Linked DNA regions of Homo sapiens: regions 1 and 2 are each linked to region 3. Evidence: read pairs that join two places in POLR2A ChIA-PET (ENCODE). Cell type or tissue: OCI-LY7. All regions are shown on one strand.

Region 1 (8,000 bases), 140 kb after region 3:
ACGTCTAGCCAAAGTCCTAAAGCTGGCAAAGTTTATTCTGCAATCATTTACTTATCTGTGGGCCTCTGTACCACTTAGGGTTGGGCCCAGTTGTAAATGTGGTATTGACAAGGGATAGAGAAATAGATGATTGGAAATTGATTTATTCCTTTTGTAGGAGAAAAATGGACTATTTAGTAAATGATAACTTTTAACCCTTATTCATTCATCCAGAAAACCAAAATGAAAATGAAGAAATTAGATCTCCACTTCATATCGTGTGTAAAAATCAATTCTAGACTGATTAAAGTCTTAAGTGTAAAAAGCAAAATTAAAAATTTTAAGACAATATACAAAACAAAAATCAATATGACTATGGGATTTAGGAAGTTTTTTTATTATCATTTTTTCGAATGTCTTTTTAAACAAGACACAAAAATACACACCATTACGTACATGTAAAAGATTGATATATTTGACTATATGTAATTTAAAAAACCTGCTTCTCATAAAAAATGGAAAGTCAAGTCATAAAATAGAAGAAAATATTTGAAACATAAGAAAGCAGTAAGTGTTTAGAGTGCAGCATATATATATTCTTACATATATGTATGTTATATTTTAGCATATGTATAATTTTATATAAGAAAAATACATATTCTATTAAAGATAAGTGAGAAAATGACAGTTGAGGAGGGGCAAGTGCTCGGAAGTTTCTCTTCCGGCCATTTGTGGGCCATATGCTCCTTAGATGGGGTGAACTCTTAACAATCAATTATCATTAACAGCTATAAACTTTAACAAGATACAAAACAAACTGCTCTCTCAGAGCTGTGGCGACTGAACAAGCTCAGGAAGCTTTTGGAGGGAGCCAACCCTGAAGCGCGCGGGGGGCAGAGAACACGTTTGCATTTTTCTACTGCGCCTTTATCTTACAGAAGCTTCCACTGAGGCAGAGCTTACCAAGCCCAGCATCTCCTCCGCTGAAGGCAATCAGGGAGAAAACCCAAGAGCAGCCAGGAGGGAGAGAGGGAGAAAGGACAGCCTCGGAAAGCGGAGGGGGACGGGGGACATCTGATTCTGAGCATAAATGCCCCCCTCCCCACCGCCCCCAGCTCCGGCTGCTGTTTGAACCCCACATGCATAGATCAAACTGAAAGTGGCCTGAAATGATGGCTCAAAGAGCCGGAATAAAGTCTGAGCCATCTCGTCTAATGCTGGCGTAACTCTCCGCACAGAATCTAGTTGAATTAATTACTTACTCAACAAGAGTATCAACGTTTTTCTGAGCAATAACAGAGAATCCAAAGTCTAATGACATAGTAGATATTATCCAAGATTACTCAACCTACAAAAAGCCTAGAAAATGTGACCTCATCTCAGGGGAAAACATAGTCAATCGATATGAGGCCTGAGATGACCTCTGTTGGAATGATCAGACAAGAACATGAATAGTTATCAAAACTATGCTTGGTGTGGCAAAGGAAAATTCACTCATGACAAATGAAAACATAGGAAATGTCACTAAAAAATATAGAAAATGGCCAGGTGCAGTTGCTCACGCCTGTAATCCCAGCACTTTGGGAGGCCGAGGCAGACGGATCACCTGAGGTCAGGAGTTCGAGGCCAGCCTGGCCAACATGGTGAAACCCTGTCTTTACCAAAAATACAGAAATCAGCTGGGCTTGGTGGTGTGTGCATGTAATCCCAGCTACTTGGGAGGCTGAGGCAGGAGAATCACTATAACCCAGGAGGTGGAAGCTGCAGTGAGCCGAGATCACGCCACTGCCCTCCAGCCTGAGCAATAGAGTGAGACTCTGTCTCAAAAAAAAAAGAAACCATAAAAATGACCAAGTGGAAAATTAAGAGTGCATAGACAAAACGTCTACATGAACAACTTGACTGGAAGAACTTAACGGCAGAGCAGGGCCGGCAGTAAAAAGGGCCAGTGGACAGGAAGATGGATCCGTAAATGGTACAGAATCTGAGGATGTGAGAAAGAAAAAAAAGGATGGAATTTTAGGGAACCCTGAGATGATTTCAGAAGTCTAGCTTATGTGAAGAGGAGTCTTGAGGGAGAAGGGGCTAGAACACACATGAGGGACCCCAGGACACAGGAGACAGAGGATGAGGCAGAAAAGATAGTGAGGGAATCATGCTCAAAGTCATCCCAAATGGGGAAAGATGCAAATTGACATATTCAAGAACGTTAGTGAACCTCAAATAGGATAAAATAAAAAAAAAGCTTTGACTAGGCATATTATGGACAAACTGCTAAAACCAAAGATAGTGAGGAAACCCTGGGGTTACCAGGGAAAAATGACAAATTATACACAGGGGATTGATTATCTTAATTATTATTGAGTTCTCATCGGAAGCCATGGAGGCAACAAGATGGCCCCAAAACTTTTTAAATTGCCCAAATTTAAAAAAAACTAAACACCTGTTAATCCAGAATTGAAAGTTCAGTAAAAATATCCTTCTTAAATGAAATACAAATAAAAACATTTTCCAAAAAAAAAAAAATGAAAGGAATCGGCAGCCATTAGACCTGCACTTCCAGAAATGCTGAAAGAAGTTTTTGAAACTGAAGGAAAGAGATATGGGAGGAAATGTGGATCTTCAGGAATGAGTGATAAGCATCAGAAATGAGAAAATTGTGAGGCAAACATAAAAAGCATGATTTCTCCGTTTTTTAAAAATCATGTAGTCATTTAAAGCAAATCTAACATGGTCTTTATAATATATATATGTAACACGGTGGGATTTATAACATATATGTCATATGTAAGATGCCCTTAGCATATAATACAGCTGGAGAGGGTAAATGAATTAATATGTTTGCAGATTTCTCTCTCTTCTGTAGAGTGGTACGGTATTAACTCTAAGTAGACTACGAGAACAGGTATATTGTAATCCCTAGAGCAATCATTACAAAAATGCAAAGATACACAGCTAAAAAGGCAACTGATAAGTTAAAATAAAATTTAAACACAATCTAAAAGGAGGCAGGAAGGAGGGAAGAGAGAAACAAAACACAGAGGGGTGACAAAGAAATGATAAAATGATAGGCTTATTTTTATTCAATTTTGTGATAATGGACTGAACGGTCCACTTAAAAAGCAGAGACACCTGACTATTTGCTGTTTATAAAAGATGATGTACTTACAGTAGTTCAAAAATTAATGAATGGAAAATATAGTATCTAAACAGGAAGCATTTGAGGGCTGAAGTTGCTGTATTAACAGCAAACTCAGTCAAAATTGTTACCAAAGATAAGAAAATTTCACATTGATAAATAGACCAATTCATCAGAAGGCTATAACAAATATAAATCTCTATGCACCTAAAAATAAAGCCTCAAAATACATAAAGATAAAATAGTATTAGAGGGAGAAAGAGAAGATTTCACAAACATAGTAGGAGATTTAAAAATCCTTTTTCAAGCAACTGACAGAACCAACTGGAAGAAAATTAGTCACGACACAGAGAATCTAAATAACTCTATTATTCACCTGGATCTAATTGATGATAGAACAGTATGTCCCAAAACTAATTACTTTATTGAATAAAGCCGTAGTTAGTTGGAAAGTTGTAAGTTTAACTATAAATACAAAAGACTGAAAACAAGTAAGCTGAATTTTAAATTCCAAAAATCAGCAAGGAAAAAAATAAGCATCAGATCAAAATAAAAAATAAGAAAGAGAAATGCGAACAGAAATCGATACAATAGAGAAGTACAGGAACAGGGTGGCGGCAGCCATAGGAACAACCAATGATCACGAAAGAGAATAATTCAAAATTCCAAAAGCTGAGTTTTTAAAAATATTAATAATATCAAGACTGATGAAGGAAAAAGAGAGAGGAGATGAGAAAGGGAAATGGAGAGAGAACAGGAGGAGGATGAGGAGCAGACAGAGAGAGAATAAGAATGTAAATAAGAGTCCAGAGTGAGAAGAGGAAAATCATAGTCACCAAAGAGAGTTTGGTCAAGAGTAAGAGAAAATTTCAACATCAGAAAATCTATCAAATGATTTATCTCAAAAACTGCAGCACAAAAGTCTTAGGATAATCTTGATAAAGAAAATACATTTAAGTTCAAATTTATTTGTCAGAAAAAACTACCAAAAAACTAGTAAGGAATTTTTTCACTTGTTTGTTGATATTACTGAGTGTCAACTATATTCTAGCATTATTTATGCATTGAAATATAGCTTGGAATTTTATCGCTTTATTTTCATGTCATATTAATATCATTTTAGAGAGCTATAACCTTCCTAGGCAACACAGTATATCCATTTATAACCATTTATATAAACAGCTTAGGAATTGGCAAATTATATAACTGCCTCTCTCAGTTCAGAATCCTCTGTCATTCCTACACATAATAACTTTACTTTTTGTTTCTTTTGGCCTTTATAGGTATCGGCAAATATTAGCATATGTATTGAGTGTTGTCTTAGAGTGCTAAAATTAAGACCTGTAGTTATCAAGTGAACTATGGAACTACAGATCTTAGATTTCAAAAGGTGTAGGGTTTGTGTATATGTGCATGTGTGCACATGTGCACAGCGTGTGTGTATAATTTGTTTGTAACTTGACCTTTCCTTTCCTTGAAGAAGGGCACAGGAGACAGTCCTAGACAGGTTCTCCATATTTTCTTCGTTCAGAAGTGGCTCAAATCTATTTTTTTTGCAGGTGCTAAATAAAATCAAGATGAAGCTAAACAGATGGTCACACCTCCCTCTTCTCATCTCAGTTAGTCAGCCTGATTAAAATGGTCATTCTTCCAAAACTTGCATGTCTTATGCAAATGCTTCAAATATTTCCACAAACCATATGTCCAATATCCTAACTTGAGGGTGAGTAGATTTATGTGAAAAGTTAGTATCGACACCCACTCCAATAATGCATTCCCAGAGATTTCAAAGGAATTCCGTTGGGGTATTTTGGTTTGGCAGACACCGATAAAATGTAGAAATTTCTATTCGAGTGGTTAAAATATTCAGTCAGTGGTGTCTTTAACAAGAAGCAATCTGTACCCCTGAGTAGTTAACTGTGAACTTGACAAACATCAAATGCTTATGTCTTGTATAAGAAAATGACATTTTAGCCTTAAGTAAAAATTTAAGATGTCTTCATAACTTAAAAATAATTGTATTTCATTTCCTTTATTTAATCTGAATTGAAGACCCCATTTTTTGCCAAGATCCATGTTGAAGAAGAATGTCTGGAGTTGTGAATGAATGAATGAGTTTTCTGTTTACATTCTGTGGCCATGGTACAGATTGTCCAGAATGGCCCGCTCCCCATTCTGGACAATCACCTGAGGACTGAGTCCCAGGTTCCATGTCTGTTATGGTGATAATAATAGGTCACTTTAGGGGAGTCTGTGAGGATGACCTTCGGTGACCCGTGTGCAGAATCTCTCAGAATTGTGAGGCTCAGAAAACAAGACCCCAAAGTATGGCGCCAGAGCATGTCAAGTGCTTTGAGCTGGAGGAAATGGGAAGGCCGCCTACGCCAGGTCTCTCCGACCCTCTCCTGCCCTCATGTCTCTCTCTGCCCTCTTTCTGCCCCAAAGTGAGTCATAGAAAACAGAATTCCCCTTCCCTAAGGTGGGTCATGGGCACTAGAATTCCTCTCCCCAAAACCAGCCATGAAACTTAGAAAGGTCACTGTCTCTCTTCCTCCTCGGAGACCCTCATTCCAGAGGAGTCCTGCCCTCTTCCTGAGAGGTAAGGAACACAAATGGAGAAGCCATGGAGAACAGGAACAGGTGGGTCTTGCTGGGCTTACCCTCACTCTCTCACCATTAGATCACAGTCTTCTGTCCCATCACATTCCTACATGTCTGTCCATGCTTCCATCCATCCTAAGTGTAAAAAGACACAGTTTTCCCTGGGCCTTTGATTCTTCATTTCTGAAGGATCTCGTGTCATGTAAAATTTGGACTAAATATTATGCCTATTATGCTTTTCTCCTGTTAACCTGTCTTTTGTTCTAGGAGTCTCTGCTATGACCCTTGTGATGGGTGAGGGAAGACATCCCACCTATCGGACTCTACAGAATGCATGCTCAGGCCCTCCGTAAATACCTTCTGTCTATAGGAATATCGATGAAATACTCAAGTAATTAATCTTTTGCTGAGCATTTACTCTGCGCATGCAAAAATTGAAAATGGCCCACGTTTCTAGGGGGAAATATTACCGCCGAATTCATTGATTCTGGCTTCTGAACACTTCTTCAAGAAGCTGGTTAGAGCACCTACCTACATTCAGAAAATTCTTAAGAGAGATCAATATTGTATGGGGATTCTTGATTATCAGGTTAATTTGGACTATAAATACTCTCTTAATTGGTCTGCAATGCAATTACCAGTGAATCCCACAGCACCAAAAATGTGTAGTTATTCACACATACACAGGTCGATGACACAGGACCCTCTAGGAACACTGGTGCACTCTCTTTATTTGCAGAAATTATACATATGCTCTCGATTCAAGCCTCCAGGCTAATTACTGATCCTCCTTGATTAAAAATGTGAAATTTTAAATTAAACCTACGTTTAATCAAATATTTCATTAAAGTAATTTTAAAATGTTTTGCAAACCACACTATTAACATATTAGGAATGTTACACAATGTCCACTTTTATTAACACATCAATTAGTCAGCGTTTACTGCCTGGGTGACTGCTTTCCAACAAGGATTGTCAAGCCTCCAAGAGTTAATGATGGAAGTAGGCTGCAGGAAATCAGCTTTCCACTTTTCTCATTTTATTTTCTAACTTCCCATCCCTAAGTCAGGTTCTGACATACACGTTTGAATAAGAAGATGATCACCTGAGTAAGAAAAATATCATTTTGTTGTTACTATGTCTAGTTATTTATTCATGTCATAAGATAGCCCCTTTATCAGTTGAAAGCTCCTGGAATTACTTCTGATTTAAAGATTATAATGTCTTTTTGCTCCCAGGACTGAGCCTCCTGGCTCACCATGCACGCACACCTTTCACATAACTGATGTGTTCAGTGTCATCAGCCTGCTATTTCCTAGGGTCTTCTAGGGTGGACCACCTCTCCAGCCACTGTGGCCACAGCTGTGGTGAAAACCATCCAGTGGTCGTCCTTTTGCATGGTTCATAGTCAATAGAGACGGACAATTTTAGTCGTTGAAATTGTACTGCTAAGCAGACGTACCAAACCCATGAGTTGGATCAGAAGTGAAAGCTAGGATAGGTGTAAATTCAAAACACCTGCACTCGTACTATGGTGCCACATTGAATACTAAGGGAACAAATATTTTTGAGGCACAAAATGCCCAAATTAGGGATTTTGAGAACTGATTGTGTCTCTATAATACGCAAGTGGTGTGATGAAACGGGGGCAGTGTGCTTTGATGGTTTTATCCTCCAGAAAAAGTAGAGGCTCCCACCAGACCTTGTAACACATGTGTCATGAATCAATCTCACCTTCAATTTGTTTTCTTTATTTTTGACCTACTTGAGGCTCTCAGCTCTTTATCGGCAGACAAGAGTGTCTCTCCTTAGCAGACAAACCGGGGAGATACATTCAGATTGTATCTGTTTCCCTTTTAAATGGAAGACGGCTTTATCCTTCCCTCCCCACTGCCCGGTTTCCAAATGATTTCCACGATTCTCTCAATATGACCCAGTCTCTCAGACTTGGAATCTTCCAAAATCTCACCATCATATGGGCAGAAGTGGCACTTTGCTTTCTGGCTCAGTCTCAACCCCAAAACTCCACTGCTGCCCTTGTCTGCCTTCCCCCGGGAGGACTTCTCGTCGCCAGTTTCAGGGGGAACATGGAACTGTACTCATGATGGGATTTGGGCCAACCCATCAAAACCCATGACACTATCAATGTGTCTGTGCAGCTGACATGTGAATTATTTAGAAACCACTGGGCATGTAAACTGGAAGACCATGTGTTTGGACTGTTCAAATTGGCAAGTGACTGTCTGCTGAAACTTCCTCTGCTTCCTGTAATAGAACTCAA
Region 2 (8,000 bases), 210 kb after region 3:
CCGCCATGTTCCCGGACTGCACCTGACTCCCTCAGGGATGTCGCCCTGAATCTTCTGTGTTGTAAGCTGTTTGCTCCGCGACTCTGTGAGTTCACTGAGGAGCATAAATTAAACGAGTCATTACTGTTAATGTGCTTGCCACGGTGCCCGCAAGTAGTGAGCACTATTTAATTGTTAAAAATTTATTTAAATGAAATTAAAAGGACTGTATATAGTTTGTCTATGTAATATATCCTTGGGGTCCGGCACCAGAGTGGGCAGTCAATGAAGAATGATTCAATGAACGAAGGAACCTGACAAAATACAGCTGAACAGTAACAAAGACAGAAGTCCTCGCAGGATCACAAAGGCCTGAATTTTGGAACACAAATGCAACTGACTGCCCACAGCAGTGCCTCCAGGTCCCCACCCCAGCTCTCCCACAGTAAAGCCGCTCAGGTATTTGCTTTCATGAATGGAGGGAAAGAGCTCCTGTTTACAAAGTGACTTCCTGGGATTTTTTGGCCTTCCTCCAGGCAGAAGCAAGGCTACAGAGGAAGGCCCAGCCAGGGTGAGGACCCAGACTCCTACAGGCGGTGGAGGGATAAAGTTCCGAAAGAGATTTCCCAAAGAGGGATCTCCAGAGGTCTCTAAACAGCCTTTCTCTTCAATGGCAAAAGAGCTGGTAAAGGGGTGAGTCTGTCCAGACAGCACTTCCCCAGCAAAGGGTCCAGGCAGCTCTTCACTGGAAGGCAGGTATAGAGTGAAGGCCTCTAAGGTGACCTACAGGCTTGTTTACCCCATTTATTTGCTTATCTAATTATTTTTGCAGTCCAGGCCTTGTTGGAATTATCACAATTTGTGAATTAGTGGGATCTGAAGTAATAGGGTTTCTCAGTATCTTTAATTATACTTAGGGATGGGAGGATAATTCCCTCATTTAGAAAAGAGACAAAGGGAATTAATTAAACACACAAAAAATGAGACACCACGGTTAGATACAGGAAAGGATTTCCTGCCTATGAATGTGGTTTTACATTTAAAACTGGACAGAGTGGGTGAATCTTTGAAAAATCTTTCAAAATAAGTCCTGTTTCTGGTTGTCTGGCCATGTAGGTTTTTGTGTCCTGAAGGCACAGGTTATGGAAAATCTCTGAAGACTCTGAGCTTCCTCCAGGTTTGATATTTTATTATAATCATTTTCTGAAGGGAGGAATGGTGAGACTGTGTTGTAATTATCTCCGGCTAGAGAAAGGGCACAGCGGTGGCCCATCTCTAAATGCAAGGACTACAAACAGTTACTCTAGGAGTTATCAACCGCTTTTATACTCAATTGGCTTTAAAGAAAAAAAAAAAACTAGCCTTTCTTTCACATCTAAACATGCTTTTTCCTGTGGGTTTACATTTTCTCCCCAGTCTTCCAATGGGCATTCATGAGCGCACCAGTTATTATGCAAACGCTGCTTTTGAAAGAAAACGAGGCACCATTAGATTTTGTTCAATGAAATGTTTTTGACCTACTAGGCATGTGAGGTCGGGTCATCATTTCTTTGATGACGACTCCCATCTACCCAGTTCTGGCCCCTACCAGCTACCTCTGCCCTGTGTCCTACTGGCTTTCGAAGGCTGAATGTTGACATTTCTGACCCATGAAGCTTTTACATGGAACACAGGATATCGAGAGCCTGAAATTGGCCGTGGTTGGAGTCTTCCATTATGGAAACTGGCAAAGGCTCCAAATCAGAGATACTCTCCCGCCCTCAGAACATCCACACTCACACCATGGCCCAATCCCACCTACACAATCCTCCTCCCTCAGTACTTACCCTGAGTAAAGACCAAGGAATTAATCAACCGGCAAAAACCACCTGTACTTATTATTGAAGAATAAAGTTTGCTTACAGGAAAAATGAGGCAGCATTTTAAATTGTTCTAGATTATTCCATATAACTCGGATTGCTAAGGAGACGTGACATCCCCACACTTATCAAGCTAGCTAGGAAGACGCAATATTCTCCATCAAAAAATCAGCGATCAAAAGAGTTGGGTCTAAGAATCCAATACATTCATCTCAAAGCATGTCCTAAACCCATAAACCGCCATCCACATAGGTACCAGGCTTGGAGTTTTTGCTTCCTAACACCTCCCCAAGGCTGATTTACATGTTTAACCTGCTGGATTTTCTGGAGTGAGCCAATCAGTCCTGAGGCCAAGGCCACCAAAAATTGTTTTCATAAGTGTTTTTAACCAAATGATCATTTTGGAATGAAGTTAACAGGCTATGCTATCTAGAACAATCCATGTAGTCTGAGGCTCTGTTTAAATTCCAGCTCAATGACCCAGGATTGATTTCTTTCTTGTCCCTTAGAAAAGAAGACATGTTTTCATTGACAACTCTAAAAATTAAAGTTTTCCACTCTCTTTTCTCTAAATTTCTCCTGTATGTTTTACTCATTCTTAGTATTTTAAATAGGAAATGAGAGAGGGATGGATTAAATGGTACAGGGTCCATGACACCTCCCTGGGGTCCAGACAGCCTCCCCTCCTCACCATCCCCTCCCTCCCACTCCCATTTTGCAGTGTTTACTCCCTGGAGTCCAGGCAGCCTCCCCCTCCTCACCATCCCCTCCCTCCTACTCGCACTTTGCAGTGTTTGCAATTGTTCTATTCCTAGAAAGACATTTTAAACTTAAGTACAAGAAAAAGTGCTTGTTCACGGTAAGGCGGGAAAAGACAGCTCCATTAATACTTTGTAAACGTATCACCGTCTCCTCTAATTAGGTGCCTGCAGTACCTTCCTGAAAAACAAAACAAACTGACAAACAAAAGCCTACTCTCCACCAGGCAGAAAAAAAATAGTTTAGAGAGAAATGTGATAAAATGTTTGGTACCTACTCCTTTTTAAAAATATTATGCTGCAACAATCTCTGCTTTCTGCACAAAGAGACATGAATACATCCATATTTATCACCGCCATTACATCTCATTGATGTTAGGATTGGCAGAAGGACAATGACATGAATAAAGCTGGCTGGTGAGCTAGACGAGTGGACATTCTTGACAGCTCACAGTGTTACCGAGCTCTGTTTGGCTCTCAACACCAACCTTCTGCCCCCACTGTCAATGCTGGTGCACCCAGGACTTGGATCTGGAATCCCTGCTTTTCTCCACTTACCATTTTTGATTCTGATTCTAAAGCTTTAAATACTCCAGAATTTTGTGACTCTCAGATTTCTCTCTCTACTCCTGACCTGCCTGCAAACACTTTCATCCAATTGCCTACTTGGGGTATCGATCCAGATATTGATGGGCGTCTTACACTTGACATATCCCAAACAGAATTCTATTTCCCCTCTGCCTTCTCATTCCAGTAAATGTATCAATGTCTACAGTTACTGAAGTGAAAGACCCTAAGTTGGGAGCTTCCAAAACCCAGCTCACATCCTGCTACCTCCCTCCGTCGTTCTTTCCATCACAGCATCATGCTTGCACCACGGCACTGGCTTTCCATGCGGCCTTTCTTCTCTGTTCTGTGTTCTCCATACAGCAGCTGGGGTGAGCTATGGAAAACCTTAACCCGGTGGTTTCACTCTCTTCCTGTATCCTCTCAAGGAATTCTACCCACCCTGACCTAAAGGGGCCCCCTCACCGCCACCTGCCAGCTAGCTTAGCATCCACCCTACCCCATTCACACAGGGCTTCTTGATGTATCTCAAACAACTCTAGCTTGTTCCTGTTTCAGGGCAGTTGCAGGTGTTTGTTCTTCCTTAAATGACTTCATTCCATTTTTGCACACGGCTGGTTTCCTCATGTCAGCCACATCTCGGCTTCTCTGCGGCTTCCTCAGAGAGGCCCCTCCTAGCCATATAATCTAACGTAGCCTTGGAATCTTCATCGTCCCATCACTCTGTGGTGTTTTCATCACACTGCCTCTCCCTTTCTGCTATGAAAGGTTTTATTTGTGTGTGCTGTTCATCTTTCTCCCCTCTAATGGAAGTTCTACCAGATTCGAGACCTCGCTTATTCAGCGGTGCAGCTCTTGGGTCTTGGGCAGTGTCTGATACTTACTAAGGACTTTGCCAGTGTGTGGAGAATAAAAAACTAAGTTAATGATGATTTCTTCAGTTTAAGTGAAGTCCAGAGTTGAATAAGCATAGGAGAGAAAGAGTCTTCACTAAGTTCTGCTTTTGCCAGAGGAACATTCAACTCCAGCTAAATCATGTTCTTCACCTCTCACTCTCCTTTTCTCTCTTATACACACACACACAAACACATATATACACATAAACACACATGTGTATATGTGTGTATGTGCACGTGTGTGTGTGTGTGTTTGTGATAACTTTCTGTGCTGCATTGGAGGACTCAGTTTGTTAAGACCTTACTCTTTCAACCAGTGCCCTGGTCATGTGTATGCTTATCAGAGAAAAATCATACTCTATGAAACATCAACAGGTTAGAGATAGAAGAAAGGGCTGCAAGAGAGGAAAAAGAAGCAAAGAGGGCAGAAACATTCTTGCTTTTCAAAGAGCAAAGAGTGAAATTTGGCTGCCTGGTTCATTTTGTCCCCCTTTCCTATCTGAAAAATTTCCAGAAACCTTGGGATTTCACAGTTATGTTCTGTGCTTGGCAACTCTGAATGATACAAATAATTCTTAGTAGGAAATAAAATGACTGATATACCTAAATAGGGAAGAAGTATTCTGGGATGTATAGATCCAAAAGTCTTCCAAACCAGCTTCCCATCTTGGCAAAAGAGCATAGAATCAGAATTCCTATCAGCTGACTCAGAACAGTTAGGGCAAAAAGAACAGTGGTGGCAACCTCTGCTCACACCGCCAAACATGCAGATGATCTCTGAGGGTCTGGCAATATTCACTGCAAAGGGAAATAATCAAAACGTAACATTTGCTGCATAGGTATGGGAGAGAGCATTTTAGGATGGAGCATTGCATCATGATAAGGTCTGCAGGAAAAATAAAAAAAAAGGAATGACCAATAGTCTTAAGAAAAAGCGATCACATTGGCCAGATGCTGTGGCTCACGCCTGTAATCCCAGCACTCTGGGAGACTGAGGCAGGTGGATCATCTGAGGTCAGGAGTTCAAGACCAGCCTGGCCAACATGGTGAAACCATATCTCTCCCAAAAATACAAAAATTAGCTGGGTGTGGTGGTGCATGACTATAATCCCAGCTACTTGGGAGGCTGAGGCAGGAGAATCCTTTGCACCCGGGAGGCAGAGCTTGCAGTGAGCTGAGATCGTGCCACTGCATTCCAGCCTGGGTGACAGAGCGACACTCCATCTCAAAAAATAACAATAAAAAAAAAGAAAAAAAGTCTGGGCACAGTGGATCATGCCTGTAATCCCAGCACGGTGGCTCATGCCTGTAGCCCCAGCACTTTGGGAGGCCGAGGCAGGCAGATCACTTGAGGTCAGGGGTTTGAGACCAGCCTGGCCAACATGGTGAAACCCCACCTCCACCAAAAATACAAAATTAGCTGTGTGTGGTGGTACATGCCTATAATCCCAGCTACTCGGGAGGCTGAGGCAGGAGAATCCCTTGCACCCGGGAGGTGGAGCTTGCAGTGAGCCGAGATCACACAACTGCACTCCAGCCTGGATGACAGAGCTAAACTCCGTCTCAAAAAAAAAGAAAAAAAGTCTGGGCATGGTGGCTCATGCCTGTAATCCCAGCACTTTGGGAGGCTGAGGCAGGCAGATCACTTGAGGTTAGGGTTCGAGACCAGCCTGGCCAAAATGGTGAAACCCCATCTCTACCAAAAATATAAAAATTAGCTGGATGTGGTAGTGCATGCCTATAATCCCAGCTACTCAGGAGGCTGAGGCAGCAGAATTGCTTGAACCCAGGAGGTGGAGGCTGCGGTGAGCCAAGATCATGCCATTGTACTCCAGCCTGGACAACAAGAGTGAAACTCGGGAAAAAAAAGAAAAAGAAAAAAGAAAGAAAGAAAGAAAGAGAGAGAAAGAAAAGAAAAGGAAAGGAAAGAAAAAAAAGAAAGGAAAAGAAAAAAGAAAGGAAAAGAAAAGAAAAGAAAGCCATTACAGTTAGATCAGGGCTCTTCCCAGAGCAATCCTTCTGTCTGTGGTGGAGATGTGACTTCTTCCACAATGTAGAGAAGTACTGGATGGATAAATAGTAGAGGGAAGAAAAATTATATTCTCCTTTCTTAAATTTCCCTCATAATTCAAGGGTTACTTTTTCTGGCAACATACCATTATTCTTAATAAAAGCCTCACTTGGAAACTTTGAGGTTGGAACTGGAAATAAATTCGTGTTGGAAAATGAAAGCTAGAGATCTCTCTGCAAGTCTTTCCTGAAAACATCGCTGCTGTGGTGAAGCGATGTTGCAGAGGAAAGCGGAGCTCACTGCCCCGGAGCCCGTGCAGCTGTCTGGATGGGGCTGGGGAGCCGAGTCATCTAACAGTGCCAAACCGTATCTGGAGTGCCGTTTATCGAAGCAAGTCTTGTTTTCATCTTCCCGTGATCTTATCTCCTCTTCTGTGTGAACGTTTTTGTGTAGGCACCGTCACCATTTAGATTTATTCATACATAGCCATCAGGTGCCCAGAATGTTAAAGGAAAGAGGTTTAAAGCAAAGTCTTTAATTATTATATTATTAAATATATATTATATATTACATTATAATATTACATTGTATTATTATTTAATATTTACCCTACTTTGGAAAAAATGTGAGCCAAGAAAGCAGCAAGCAAAGCTTACCGAAGAATAGCCACGCTACAACCACCTATTTGGTGTCCTGTGCTCACAGCCAGTGTCTTTCGCAGAGTAGATTAAAATTAGAGACTCAGAGCTCACCTATAGACTCACAGCTCACCTGTAGACTCAGAGCTCACCTGTAGATTCACAGCTCACCTGTAGACTCAGAGCTCACCTGTAGACTCACAGCTCACCTACAGACTCAGAACTCACCTATAGACTCAGAGCTCACCTGTAGACTCAGAGTTCACCTGTAGACTCAGAGCTCAGCTATAGACTCAAAGCTCACCTGTAGACTCACAGCTCACCTGTAGACTCACAGTTCACCTGTAGTCTCAGAGCTCACTTGTAGACTCAGAGCTCACCTATAGACTCAGCTCACCCGTAGACTCAGAGCTCACCTGTAGACTCAGCACATACCAGTCAGAGGTAATTGCAACAGAAAGCACCTGTGGCCAGTGGGAATGCACGATCCCCTAGTGCCAGGCCCACTCTGATGCTGCTCCAGGGATGCCATACCGGGCTCTGCCTTGCCTCCTGGTGGCCTGGCTCTGCCTGGGCCTTGATGACTCTGCTTCAGTTGCTGGACCATTGCAGTCTCACACTTTGCGTTGGTCCTTCCTCCCCACCCTCAGCAAAGAGTCACTGTCGGCACTGCCTGCGTTCCACTTCCTGTGGCAGGTTCTTCACCATTTCCCAAGTGCTTGTGTATGGGATGACCTCCATGCCTTGGTCATCTCCACAAGATCAACATTACACTGATCAAATCTCAGGCCAACTGCTCTGCATAACTTACATGCAATGCAGCCTAATGCCAACACCAAGGGTCAGAGGGAGTCAGGCAGTGATGCGTTCAGGACAGGCTACCCCAAATATGGCACCTTGGCATTGGAGAAAACAGCAGAAGCAAGAAGGTCACTCTCCAACCTCGTCTTGCCCTTCTCCCTGAAGCAGAGCTTTCTCCGTAAGATCTGGAGAAAGGGAACATCCTTACTTCTGACAACACAGAGACACAGAGAAGCATCTGAACAAGCAGGCTTTGCTGTGTTCTTAATGAGGAGAAAAGTCTTGCAAAACACATAGATACTTTCTACCTATATGCTACACCTATACTTGTTCTCATACGTGGTTTTGATTCAGATAAAAGTCCCTATTTTAGGGAAGCAATTTTTGTTGAACTTCAGGTAACTTAGATATTGAACCCTTGACCCTAAGGGGGTCATGAGGTCTGTTGGCTCTTACAAGGTGTCCCCCAGGAGGTGAATGGTGACATTAGA
Region 3 (8,000 bases):
GATTCAATAGAGGACTTTGGCAGGCGTTGGGGAAACAACTTGGTTCCCAGCAGTACTATTCCAGCTTGAATTTTTAGCAGTAAAATAAAATCAAAAACAGAAAAGAGGTTGTTAGTTAAAAACTGGTATAACCACTTTGTGGAAGCTTACATAGTCATTCAATATTATATTTCCAAGGTCGTTCCATGACATAGAGAAGGCCTTGAGTATATGATAAGCACAAATGGTCACATGAAATTGTGCATAAGTACACAGTTTATTGACAACTACGTAGAGAAAGAGACATCTGCCTAGAAAAAAAATGCTGAAAGGTGATACATAAAAATACTGATAAAGGTATGTTTAGGTAGTAGGTATATTTTACATTTTTTTCTGTTATTCTGTATTTTCAAATATTCCTTCATGAATATATACTGCTTTTTACTAAAAAAAAGTTTGAATTATCCTATTAAATTTATGGTCATGATTTTTAAGAATAAAATAAATATGGAATAGAATAATTTACACACTACTAAATTGATGAGTTAATATTTTCCTTGAGTTTATAAACTCAAATTGGATCAAATTATTAAAATTCAAAAAAATTCTAAAGGAAGGTTATTTTTTGAACTTCGGTTCTCAAATGTAATTTGAACGTATTAACTTCCAACACTAGCAACAAAAATATCCATCGCAAACGAGAGTCATTTGCAAGCTTGCTTTGGCAAAATAAGCCCTTTTCAAATGGGACCTTACACAGTATTCCAATATAAAATTCACACTGAAATGAAGCCCCTCTAGTGAATACCAATTTGGGGCCCTGCCCATGCCCATCCTCCTGGAGGCTCCCAAGGAACCTCTGTTGAACCCAGGGTTCCGTGAGCCACAGTTCTAATGCTCTTGGACAGAGTAGAGTATGAGCCCTGGGTTTTAAGTCCCAGCTCTACAGGTAACTATTTGCATGATATTCAGAAAGTTGTAGCATGATGTTGATGAATTATATTATCTCTGGGGTCTCCTCCAAGTCTGTAGTTCTTTGAATCTGTTTGACTAGGGTGGACCATGCCAGTATGCATTTTTGTTTTCTTTTTTTTTTGAGATGGAGTCTCACTCTGTCACCCAGGCCGGAGTGCAGTGGTGCAATCTCAGCTCACCGCAAACTCCGTCTCCCAGGTTCAAGTGATTCTCCTGTCTCAGCCTTCCAAGTAGCTGGGATCACAGGTGCCTGCCATTATGCCTGGCTAATTTTTGTATTTTTACTAGAGATGGGGTTTTACCGTGTTGGCCAGGCTGCTTTCAAACTCCTGATCTCAGATGATCCACCTGCCTCAGCTTCCCAAAGTGCTGGGATTACAGGCACGAGCCACCGCATCTGGCTGCTAGTATGCATTTGTTTAAATTATCAAATGGGAATCTGAAATGGGGCAATGGGAATTAAGAAAAATCATCTTTTTTTATTTAGAACTATCTTCAGACATGAACCCTCACAGTTGAACACATTACTTCACAATAAATATAGGCTGCCCTTCCGTGCCCCTCAGCCAAATGCCTTTTTAATTTTTTTTTTTATTTTCAACTCTTGCAACTAAATAAAGCAATCATACCACTAGTGTGACGGTTAATTTTATGTGTCAGCTTGGTTGGGCCATGGTGCCCAGATATGTGGTCAATCTTTATTCTGGATATTTCTGTGAGGATATTTTTGGGTGAGATTTCCCTGATATGGGTGAGCCCCATCCGATCTGCCGAAGGCCTGAAGAGCACAAAAAGCTGACCTCCCTGCAAGCGAGAGAGAATTCAGCAGCAAACAGCCTTCAGACTTCATCTGCAACATCAGCCCTTTCTGGCTCTGCACGAAACTGTCTTCAGACTCAAACTGCAGCTTTTTCCTGAGTCTCCAGACTGCTTACCACCCCCATCAGATTTTGGACTCACCAAGCCTCCACTGTCCCATGAGCAAATTCCTTAAAATATCCACCTATCTATCTCCTATTGGTTTGTTTCTCTGGGAACCCTGACTAATGCAACCACCTTTATCATAAACTCGGAAGAGAATTCTCCATGACCCTCACATGTCTGCACATCTTCTGAGTAGAGGCCGTGAGAGTCTTTGTCCTGGAGTATCTTGTGAAAGATAGTTAAATAGTGAACAGCTTTGGAAGACAGAGACTGTGTGTCCTTCAAAGCAAAGGGCAGGTATGCCTACTGCTTCTTGTGAAAGGCAGCTTCCCATCCTCCAAGTTTAGGTTCACCTCCTGAAATGCAATCCACTGCATGTGCAAATGTCACCTGACCCTCCTTCAGTCACCCTCTGGGGGTGGGGAGTAGGAGAACCAAAATTGCTGATACTCTGCCTACTGCTATTGCTTGAGTCATAAAGTCCTTTTGGTCTTTGACCCAGAGTACTCATATCTTCTGTCAGCATTCACAAAACTAGGACAGGCTAACTTGAAACCTTACAAATAGGGTAAAATATTAGATCCTTCCCAGTTCCTTACAGTCCACATAAAATATGCCAAAGGGTCTATAATCAGAATCTCATCAAATGCATTGTGTGGTGTCTTGAAAATATATCTACAAATCCTTTGACAATCCTTCTTTGAAAAGGTGAGGTTCAATTCTGCTCCTCTGCGTGTCAGCTGGACTTTGTAACTTGCTTCTACAGAAATAGAATGTGGCAGAATGGGAGGCTAAGGTGGAGGGATCCCTTGAAGCCAGAAGTTTGAGACCAGCCTGGGCAACAGAGCAAGACCCTGTCTCTACAAAAAAGTTTAAAATTGACCAGGCGTGGTGTCTCACACCTGTAATCCCAGCACTTTTGGAGGCCAAGGTGGGCCGAATCATTTGAGGTCAGGAGTTCAAGAGCAGCCTGGCCAACACGGTGAAACCCCATCTCTACTAAAAATACAAAAATTAGCCAGGTGTGATGGTGGGTGCCTGTAATCCCAGCTACTCAGGAGGCTGAGGAAAGATAATCATTTGAAACGAGTAGGCGGATGTTGCACTGAGCTGAGTGTGCCTTTGCACTCCAGCCTGGACGACAGATTTAGACTCTGTCTGAAAAAAAAAAAAAAAAAGTTGAAAATTAGCTAGGCTCAGTGGCGTGTGTGCACCTGTAGTCCCAGCTACTCAAGTGGCTGAGGCGAGATGATAGCTTGGGCCCAGGTGTTCAAGACTGCAGTGAATCATGATCGCACCACTGCATTCCAGCCTGGGTGACAGTGAGACTCTGTGTCTACAAACAAATAAACAAACAAAAGCAAAAAACAAGACACATGAGCCATTCTATGGATGTCTTCAAATAAGCAACTATTTACTCTTATTGTCTTTATATGTGACAATATCCAAAGGGCAGCCTATTCACTCTGGAACATCTCACATGAGCAATTATACAGTGAAAGGAGCAAAAAAAGAAAAAAAATTAAAACCCTGAACATGAGCGATGGAATCAGAAGTGTCTATTCTGCCTCTTACTAAGAAGTGACCACACCCAAAGTCACTGAAGCTCTCTGATTTTCAGGTGATTTTGGATGACTAGTGTAGTCATACCTAGCTGTCTGGATAATTTTGATGATGAAATCAGAAACATAATAGCATTTATTATCTACTAAACATTGTGTACCGGAATTTAGAGCCATGATTTCTTTTAACATATCCAAACCATCTAGAATTGTGCCTGGCACATGTTATGTAATGCATAAACCTTAGGCCCTGTCTTCTCCCAACATAGAAGATTGATACTTGATCATGTGCCCATGATCTCAGTTTATGTGCCTTAAAATAAAATCCATGACTTCCTCTTGTTATGATGATGGCAAACATCTACTTGTAACTGTGCTCTAGTTAAAAAAAAAAAGTAATACTTCAACTTTTATGATTACAAGGCAATACACATTAAAATGACTCATTCTGATGAAGATATCAAAGTTACTGCTATCCAATGTGACTCTACTTCAGTCATAAAGAAAACGTTCTCATGTAGCCAGAGTCATCACAGTGGAAAAACAACTTCACTCCTTCCCTGAGCACTTGTGACAGCACCTCAGGTCTCACAGATGGGCTCAGGGGTCCCACAGGTGAGGTGCACACACCCAAGGTTCTGTACAGAATGATATATTGCAATACAAGTAAAAGAACATTAGAGCTTCTATGCACATTTATTTTTATCTGATTCATTTATTACGTGTATGTTTCTGTGTATCCTTTATAATGCTCAAAATATAACAGAAGACTTACCTGTCTCTATATTGTTTGTTCCTATCACTGTCTAATTGCTCATGGAAGCCACCCAGCAGGAAGGGGCTGGTCTTACACATCAGCAAATGTTAATGTCTTTATATGTTCATGATCAAAACCTTTTTACTGATGAGGTGTGTATCCTCAAAATATTTGGAAACCTCTGCTGCAGACCATCATTTAGATTAGAGTTGAAACTGACACTTAGCATTTAGATGGACTAAGACTAATTATGTCACCAATTTACAACAAGAATATTTTACAAAAATAAAACATAAAACGGCCTGGCGTGATAGCTCATGCCTGCAATCCTAGGACTTTAGGAGGCTGAGGCGGGTGGATCACTTGAGCTCAGGAGTTCAAAACTAGCCTGGGCAACATGGCAAAACCATATCTCTGTAAAAAACACAAAAATTAGCCAGGTGTGGCGGCACGAGCCTGTAATCCCAGCTGCTTGGGACTAAGGCAGGAGGATCACTTGAGCTGGGGAGGTGGAGGCTGCAGTGAGCCCAGATCACACAGCTGCAATCCAGCCTGGGAGACAAAGTGAGACCCTGTCTCAAAAACAAAAACAACAAAACCCATAAAATAACTGTATTTAAGGGCTACTACAGCAGTGCTTCCACCTTTCAGATATGTCTATGCAGTGATCACCAAGTGTGAAGTGGCAGTTAGCTATAACCAGCTAAAACTGTTCTTGAACCAGACTAATACGACTTCTTTTCAGAACATTATTTGCATGGTGGTCTGGAATACTTGCTGTCTTTGCTGCTGGTCGAGTTCTCTGACAACCTGAAACAAGTGTTGAGGAACTGCTTCTATTTGGTCTCCAACATATGTCACATATTTCTGGGAAACATGATGAGCAACAGTGTGGTCCTTGTGAGAGATGGTGTCACTCTTTCATTTGTGCCAAGACGTATGTTTCTGCTGAACTGCAGACAAGTGGGAATAGCTTAAGTGTAAATTACCAAAAAGGTGAATGTCCTGGGAGAAAACAATGTTAAACCAGTAACAGTTTGCCAGAGTCTGCTAAGCAGGATGTCTCATACGGCTTGTAGTATATCAGGTTTATTAACTTAAAGATCCACTTTATCAGATCTCTAGCTAATCACTGAAATGATCATTTTTAAATTTAACATAGAGTTCTCTATCTATATTTTCACTACTATAATAACATATTAGAACTACTCACTGGTAATTGTTAATTCAATATGTGAAAGTAAAAAACTGGTATCCTTATAAGCACACAACCTAGATAAAGCTCTTATATTCTTTTTTGGTACAGAGAGAGAGAGATGGGTGAAATATTATTATTTCATAATTATTCTGTAGACCAGCAAAACTGCCATCCCAGGAATCATTTGGTTACAGCAGACCAAGAGGTTAAAGGAATGGTGAATTATTCATAGTATCCTTCACAATTGTAGAACATCCAAATAGAAACCGTGAGAAGTATTAGAGATCATTAATTATTTCTAGTTGCACATTGCAACTTCAAAAAGTCTCAGGATGAGTCAAATTTCCACTGTGGTTGTACACTATGGCCTCATCACACCAACTTTTATATTTTAAGTTACATATTGGGAATTTCCTCTGTGGAAAATAAGCTTACGGTAATGCTATGCTCTGCACAGTAAAATTAGACTTGAATGAATGGTTGAAAGAATGATATTGACTCTAATATGCTGTAGCATACATGAGCAAGTGGTTATGCCTACCGACAGAAAATTAGTTAACAAGGAAAGCTCTCAAAAGGAGGTAAAAGCTATATTTAAAGGAAATCTAAGTCAATTAGCTATTAAATACAATTGACTTACACTACTTGTGATTGAATGTTGAAAATATGTGTGTTAAATTCTATAAATGGTAATAAACTGTTTTCATCTTTATGAATAAAATTGAATATTCTTTAATAATTTGAAATACTGAAGTCACAACTATGCAAGAAGCAGTTTCCCATGATCATGAGTATTTTATACAAGCTGCTTATACATTTTTATACTCCTTTTAGAGTTCTATGGAGGTCACAAAATAAAATTTTGCATTTTGCTTTTCTGTTATTTCAAGTAGGATATATAGTAGAGTAGTAGATGTACATCCTCCTGGAATTTTTTTTTTTTTTTTTTTTTTAGATGAAGTCTCGCTCTGTCACCCAGGCTGGAGTGCAGTGGCACGATCTCGGCTCACTACAGTCTCCGCCTCCCAGGTTCAATCAATTCTCCTTTCTCAGCCTCCCGAGTAGCTGGGATTACAGGCATGCACCACCATATATATATGTATATATATATGCACTTCACCTCCCCAGGTGTGTCTGCTGCTATCCCTGGGCTTATGTTTCCCTGAAGCCCAAGTCTCTTTCTCTTGCCTGTGAGAACCATGGGCTTTGCCAACTCAGAGGTGTGGTCTTGCTCCACTTCCATCTCCAATACCATTTTATGGGGCTGTCCTTCCCTGCCCCCCACACACCCATTCAGCCTGTGGGACTCTTCTGGGAGGGCTTATTCTCTATTTGTCCCCTGTGATCTGCATCCTGAGATGACTTACTGTTTGAGTTATTCCTGTGGCCTTCCGCTGACGATTTGCCTTCTGTTATCACTGCAGACATCATGGGCATCACACACTATACATGTCCCTGGAAGTTCTTGCGGGGACTGGGTTGTTTCTTAGTGGTTTGGAGTCACTGTATGGCTAGTGGATTCATTTCCTACGCTGCCATAACAAAGTGCCACAGACAGGGTGTCACAATAACAGAAATGGACTGTCTCAAGTTCTGGAGGCTGGAAGTCCCAGACAAAGTTGTCGTCGGGTTGTTTCCTCCTGAGGCCATGAGGAAGAACCTGTTCCAGGCCTCTCTTCACTTCTGGCGGTTGCTGGTCCTCAGTTTTCCTTCCTTGGTGTGTAGAAACATCATCCCGATCTCTGTCTTCATGTTCACCTGGGCGTGTGCCTGTGTCCTAATCGCCATTTCCATAGGGCTATCAGTCATGCTGCATTGGGGCACTGGAGGACCTCATCCTACATCAATCACATCTGTAAAGACCCAGTCTCCAAATGAGGTCTCATCCTTAGGTACTGAGGTTTAGGGCATCAACATATGAATTTGACCCAATTCAACCCATAACACCTAATGACGTCTGTGTGCCTAGAGGATGCCCCCAAATCCTGCAAATGGCTCCACTTGCACTTACAAAGGCCTCACTGACCAATATGCCAACATTTTATTTATTTTTATTTTTATTTTATTTTTTGAGACAGGATCTCACTCTCTCACCCAGGCTGGAGTGCAGTGGCAATCATAGCTCACTGCAGCCTCAACATCCTTAGGTAAAAGGAACCTCCTGTCTCAGCCTTCTGAGGAGTGGGGACCACAGGTGCATGCCACCATATCTGGCTAATTTTCAAATTTATTTGCAGAGACACGTTCTGGCTCTGTTTTCAGAACCCCTAGGCTCAAGGGATTCCCCCACTTTGGCCTTCCAAAATGCTGGGGTTACAGGTGTGAGCCACCATGCCCAGCCTGCCTACATTTACATGGATTTTAACAGGCTGTAATTGTTTGAAAAGCCCAACTCGTGTGTGTGTGATTTTGTTTGCATGATTTTGACTTGATGATCCCATTTTCTTGTTTCTCTTCATTCCACCTCCTTCAAGATGACAAAGGCAGAAATCACAGGCTTTACCTTCTCATTTATAAAATGACTCAGCAGGTGGGCGCAGTGGCTCACACATGTAATCCCAGCACTTTGGGAAGCCAAGGCGGGCGGATCACTGGAGGTCGGGAG

The links. ChIA-PET counts read pairs that join two places held together with the same protein. Peaks named below come from ENCODE experiments on the same cell type or tissue, not always from the same donor. Only the 100,000 strongest peaks of a DNase experiment are listed, where the experiment ranks them.
Region 1: POLR2A ChIA-PET joins it to region 3 with 5 read pairs; 2 of 35 experiments call an interaction of 5 or more read pairs at or near these places.
Region 2: POLR2A ChIA-PET joins it to region 3 with 16 read pairs; 1 of 35 experiments calls an interaction of 5 or more read pairs at or near these places.

What each region holds. Positions count from the first base shown.
Region 1 is chr10:3,720,761-3,728,760 of GRCh38, reverse strand. The region is part of intron 1 of LOC105376360 (a long non-coding RNA gene); the gene reads right to left. Among named protein-coding and RNA genes, the nearest start is that of KLF6, 60 kb to the left of the region's middle. RefSeq lists an enhancer at 4,967-6,166. In OCI-LY7, no CTCF peak of the experiment used is centred here; no DNase peak of the experiment used is centred here.
Region 2 is chr10:3,651,469-3,659,468 of GRCh38, reverse strand. The region is part of intron 1 of LOC105376360 (a long non-coding RNA gene); the gene reads right to left. Among named protein-coding and RNA genes, the nearest start is that of KLF6, 130 kb to the left of the region's middle. In OCI-LY7, no CTCF peak of the experiment used is centred here; a DNase peak (open chromatin) is centred at 3,728; H3K4me3 peaks cover 1,105 bases; H3K27ac peaks cover 1,154 bases.
Region 3 is chr10:3,863,561-3,871,560 of GRCh38, reverse strand. No RefSeq gene overlaps it. Among named protein-coding and RNA genes, the nearest start is that of LINC02639, 34 kb to the right of the region's middle. RefSeq lists an enhancer at 1,359-1,858. In OCI-LY7, no CTCF peak of the experiment used is centred here; a DNase peak (open chromatin) is centred at 3,070; H3K4me3 peaks cover 1,028 bases; H3K27ac peaks cover 3,043 bases.